Regions from separate parts of the Homo sapiens genome. Here region 1 is linked to region 2. The links are chromatin loops, found by intact Hi-C in ENCODE. Cell type or tissue: natural killer cell. All regions are shown on one strand. Each heading gives the region's core, and the rest is flanking DNA. Links, peaks and the distances in the headings are about the cores only.

Region 1 (2,828 bases), core at 58-2,557, 60 kb after region 2:
GCAAATTGTTTTATTAGTTTGAGCCATAAAAGTATTTCAAGCTAGTACCAAGCACCCATAGGAGATTTGTCAAAAGTCAAGGACACCTCCATTCAGAATCCCTTTGTGGTCACCAAATTGTTAACACAAAATATCTGAGACAGCTGTCAGTCAATTTAGAAAGTTTATTTTGCTAAGGTTAAGGACACACCTGTGACACAGCCTCAGGAGGTCCTGATGACACGTGCCCAAGGTGCTCAGGGCACATTTTCATTTTATACATTTTAGGGAGACATGAGACATTAATAAATATATGTAAATTGTACATTGGTTCAATCTGGAAAGGCAGGACAACTCAAAGAGGGGAGGGAGCTTCCAGGTCATAGATAAATAAGAGACGATGAATAAAGGAGGGAAGGGGTTTTTATGTCTAATGCAGGGTCCCTACCTCTGTGTCACTCCCCCATGGGCTGGGGTTGGACTGCACAATCTAAACTGACCCGACTGGCTACTTGTGAATATTTTCCCAAATCAGGAAGGGAAGGGGGATGTGTGAGTGAGTTACAATGGTAGGACTTGTGGTTTCGAAGGGTAGAATAGGTGCAGAGCGGGTAACTAAGGGAACAGATGTGAGTTATAGATTAAAACTGATGGGAAGGTTGTTTAGAGTAACTAGAGGCAAGGAGGCATGGAGAACAAGAAAGTTGAGTTTGAGAACAAAGAACAAGGAAGTTAACAGGCTGAACCTTTGAAGAGAAATTCAAAGAAATTCATTGTATCTTACAAGTTTTTAAAGAAGAGTGTAGTTTAGACACAAAAATGTCTTTGTTAAAAAACAAACAAACAAAAAAACTAAAGTGCACTGTAAAAGCATCACATGGTCTAGCCTCATAATAATTCTTCCTTTTTGGAGACCCAGGATTCAGTGTGGGCTCTGCTCAGAACTCAGAAATCCAGTTAAAAGGTAGGTAGACTCTGTCTAAATAAAATTGATCTCCTTTTATAATCCTATGATAGATTTCTACAAATTTATGTTGGATTTGACATCTATCTTTAATCTCCCTCCAGCATCACCAGACTTTCTCTCTGTATTTTGAGATGTAAATTTCACTATGCTATTTTTTAACCTAAGAGTCCTTTAATATGTAAATGAAGGGCCTTCTAGCTGACAATTGCCTGGGGTAATAAAATAGGAAATTGGAAGTCTAAAATAGGAAGAAAAAATAGAGGCCTTATGAATATATAAGATTTACTTCTATCTATGTATCTAATACATCTATGCATTTATGTATCATGTATATGATGTTTCACTACTAAAAATGTATAAAATAGCTCTAATTAATTGGCTAAAATGCTTAAATCAAATACATTACCAGAAAAATAGAGACTTTAAGCCAAGTGCTTTTTAACGTTCCTGTGATTTAAGTAAATATTTAATAAATAAGCTATTTTTTAAAATATTGGTGAAATAGGATAAAAAATGCCTTGAGAATTGTTAACATACATTGTCTCTGCTAGATGTCAAAATTTGGCATGAGTGTTATAAAGCTATGAATGCAGCTTAAAAGAGAGTTATCTTCGTTTATGTAAAATTTAATAAATAAAACATTTAATATTGTTCAGTTAATGAAAACGACAAAATTCTGACTTATTGGAAAAAAAATAACTTATCTAATCTTAAAATTTTTGCTTAGGAAAACCTGAAATTCACAGGTTATAAAAGTGGTTAACAAGGAAACAACTTTAAATAATAACTATCACAGTTTTCATAAGTAATCTGGTTAAACTATTAAAAAAAATTAGGTAAATGTAATGGAATGTTTAAAAGTAATCTTGTCATATAATATAAAATCTAATGTTATATTAAGCAAAATAATAGCTATTCATTAAATGTCTAGGTCATTTCCAATTTTCTTTAAATAATAGGAAAATATTTTTTAAAAAAGAACTGGGATTTTACTTAAAACTAATTTTTGTCTAATTCAAAGGTTATTTTAAAGTTTTTTATAAAATTAGGTAAAGGCAATCAGTGAATAAAATCAACGTAAAAAATGTTATAAAGAGGTATTTTTGGCAAGAAAGATTAAAAGGAAAATAATTTTATATGAGAATGAATCTTGTATGATAAATTTTTGTCTTAAAATAAAATAAATGGTTATTTAAGACAGAGGGTGCCCATTACTGGGTATATACCCAAAGGATTATAAATCATGCTGCTATAAAGACACATGCACACATATGTTTATTGCAGCACTATTCACAGTAGCAAAGATTTGGAACCAACCCAAATGTCCAACAATGATAGACTGGATTAAGAAAATGTGCACATATACACCATGGAATACTATGCAGCCAGAAAAAATGATGAGTTCATGTCCTTTGTAGGGACATGGATGAAGCTGGAAACATCATTCTCAGCAAACTATCACAAGGACAAAAAACCAAACACCGCATGTTCTCACTCATAGGTGGGAATTGAACAATGAGAACACATGGACACAGGAAGGGGAACATCACACACCGGGGACTGTTGTGGGGTGGGGGGGGTGGGAGGTATAGCATTAGGAGATATATCTAATGCTAAATGACGAGTTAATGGGTGCAGCACACCAACATGGCACATGTATACATATGTAACAAACCCGCACGTTGTGCACATGTACCCTAAAACTTAAAGTATAATAATAAAAAAAAGAAAAGACAGAGGGTGCCTAGGTTAAAAGAGAAACCCAAGCCTGTCATAAAATATTTCATATCAAGTTGTCTATAATTAAAGGGAAATAATTTATAATAGTCTCTCTAGAGATTGGGTTATTGATGTAAAAACGCTTATGCACTAAAGAATTGGT
Region 2 (2,828 bases), core at 154-2,653:
ACAGAAAACAAGCAAAAACTGAGTCTCAAAAACCATGTTTTTGTTTCATTGTTTGTTTTTAAACAAACATGGGTCTTGCAGTGTTGCCCAGGTTGGTCTCAAACTTCTGGCCTCAAGCAATCTGCCTGCCTTGACCTTCCAAAGTGCTGGGATTACAGGAGCCCTTGCACCTGGACAAAACTCTATTTTATTTGTTTTTTCTTACTGTTAATTGACACATAATTGAACATATTTATAGGGTACGCTGTGATGCTTTCATACATGTAACCACTCTGTGTATTTAGCATATTTATCACCTTTAATATTTATCATTTCTTTATGGTGAGAACATTCAAAATCTTCTCTTTTGGCTATTTTGAAATACGCAATATTGTTAACTATAGTAACCCTACTAGGCAATAGAACACCAGAGCTTATTAATAACTTTTTATCTGGCTGGGCATGATGACTCATGCCTGTAATCCCAGCACTTATGGAGGCTCAGGTATGGTGGCACACCCCTGTAATCCCAGCTGCTTGGGAGGCTGAAGCACGAGAATCGCTTGAACCCGGCAGGTAGAGATTGCAGTCAGCCCACTCCAGCCTGGGTGACACAGTGAGATTCTGTCTCAAAAAAAAAAAAAAAAAAAAAAATGATTGTACTCATTTACATTCCCACCAAAAATAAAGGTTCCCATTTTTCTGAATCTATGTCAGCGTTTGGTGTTTTTTTTTTTTTATAATGGCTATTCTGAGTGAGGTGACATTTTACTGGGGATTTGATTTTTATTTCCCTGATAATTAGTGATTCAAAAACCCTTTTTTGAGCCCTGCGATCAGGAATTTATTCAAAGTAGAGCTAAAATAGCTAATAATTCACAGGAAAAAATAAATGATTTGATAGAGACAGAGTCTGAGTATAGACGAAAAATTAATGCCACATTTAAATTTGTTGATTTCTCATACTATAGAGGATTAGAAAGTGTAACATAAGGTAATTATTTCTAAAGTTAATATTGAAGGAAGAAACTAGCTATATTCTCTGATATTTTGACTGTGTCCAGTAAATTATAAGAGGTCGAGATATGACCTACAGTATTCTTGGATCTATGTCACAACAAATCATGTTTAATGGGATTCTTAATACAGCATATATTTTTTCTTCAAAAGGTGACTTCTGTAGAATCATCCTCATATTGTATCTCTTGCCAGTCAACATGTGAACTTTAGAAATTAATCACACATCATTGCTGAGGCTTTCATTTCTATCAAAATATTTTCTACAAAAACAAAAGTGGTAAATAATTTAACAGTTGGAGAAACTAAAGCGGATTTTCAGCAAAAGCTCTCCTTTGCCTGACCCTTTGATGTGGAGAAGAGCAGGAATAAGATGAGAGTTTAGTCAGTGTAACTTCCTCAATAAATCTACCTATATTCAGCAGCATAAAGTACTTTTTGAAATCCTCTAAACATAGCAGTCAGAAAAAAATGAAAGGAGAAAAGCATAAAGCAGCAAGAAATTAGATTAACTATCCCAGTGAAGGTACCCTAGAGGGAAAATAATTTGATTTTTCACAAACATACCCAGCACAAAAGATGAATAAAAACTACCTGCTTTTATTGTATTCCTGCCTGCTAGGATGGCTTAATGCTTTGCATATTTCATAGCTATTGGTCTTCAGAAAGAAACCTGTTAGAAATATAGTGCAGTTTGGGGTTTATATCCAGTGATACTCTGAATATATCAGAGGGTAGAGACAGGAAAGTAATAAAGGAAATTTAAAGTCCAGCGGGTGCTTGATGGTTTCTAGGTAGTTAGCATCCTAATTTAGAAATTAATTGGAAGATTAAGCAGGAAATGTTCATTGCCAGCTTTTTCATTTATTTGTTTGCATTTTTCCTCTGCCAGAGTACTTAATAAAGATGAATAACTCTTAAATATGAAATTATGATAACAAATGGATACCACATAGTATTACTAAAGAGAGTAAGATCTGAATTGTTTTCCCCTTCAGAACTTAATAGTACCGTCTTTTTAATAAGCAGAAACAAACAAACAAACAAAAATGAACAAAACCAAGTCTCTGGGGTGTCTTTTATATGAGTAATTTAAAGGTTTTATATAGGCTTTGCAGTAGTTACTCCTGAACATTCCATTTTTTCACCTCCTTTCTTACCATTTGATTTATGGCAGAGATCTCAGCAGCAACAACGGAAGCCAAAAGAAAAATAAAATAAAATAATATCATCAAATGCTGGGAGAAAAATAGCTTTTAATCTAGAATTGAGTACCCTGAAAGTTATCTTTCAATAATGACAACTATACTTTCATATAGATAAGAACTAATACAGCTAACCACCAGTAAACCTTTCACTAAAGCAAGTTTTAAAGAATGTAATTTGAGGAAGGGAAATGACAGAAAAAGTTCTTGATTATAAAAGTGAAAAATAATAAAAGAGGTTGCTAGTAGATTACATGTAGATTAATCAAATTTTTCAAATAAAAGAATGACAATTTTGTGATTTATTTTAAAGTTTGTTTTGAAGTGGATTGTTTGTTTTATAGGTGTTATAAGAATTTTGCATGATTGAGGCAGAAAGTCAAGTTTATAATTTGTTAAGAATGCATGGTAAAACTTCAAGAGTAACCATTAAAATAAGAGACATTTCAGTAATATAAAAAGGCAAGGTATCCAACAGAATATATTATTGGCACAAATATCAATTAACAAAAGCTCAATGACAAAAAATATGTTTTTAAATATGCATTTAGAAATTATGCATACTCTCCTATGTTACTCATAAATCAAAGAATTTATAATGAAATATTAAACATATATCTGAACAAG

The links. A loop is a pair of places that touch in the nucleus more often than their neighbours do. Peaks named below come from ENCODE experiments on the same cell type or tissue, not always from the same donor. Only the 100,000 strongest peaks of a DNase experiment are listed, where the experiment ranks them.
Region 1: a loop joins it to region 2, with 7 times the contacts of the local background. A loop is called at or near these places in 2 of 110 quality-filtered maps.

The regions. Positions count from the first base shown.
Region 1 is chrX:88,983,820-88,986,647 of GRCh38, forward strand. It overlaps LOC107985653 (a long non-coding RNA gene), which reads left to right and starts at 895. Exons shown (of 3, transcript XR_001755987.1): 1 at 895-943. In natural killer cell, for the core only: no CTCF peak of the experiment used is centred there; no DNase peak of the experiment used is centred there.
Region 2 is chrX:88,923,814-88,926,641 of GRCh38, forward strand. No RefSeq gene overlaps it. Among named protein-coding and RNA genes, the nearest start is that of CPXCR1, 180 kb to the left of the region's middle. In natural killer cell, for the core only: no CTCF peak of the experiment used is centred there; no DNase peak of the experiment used is centred there.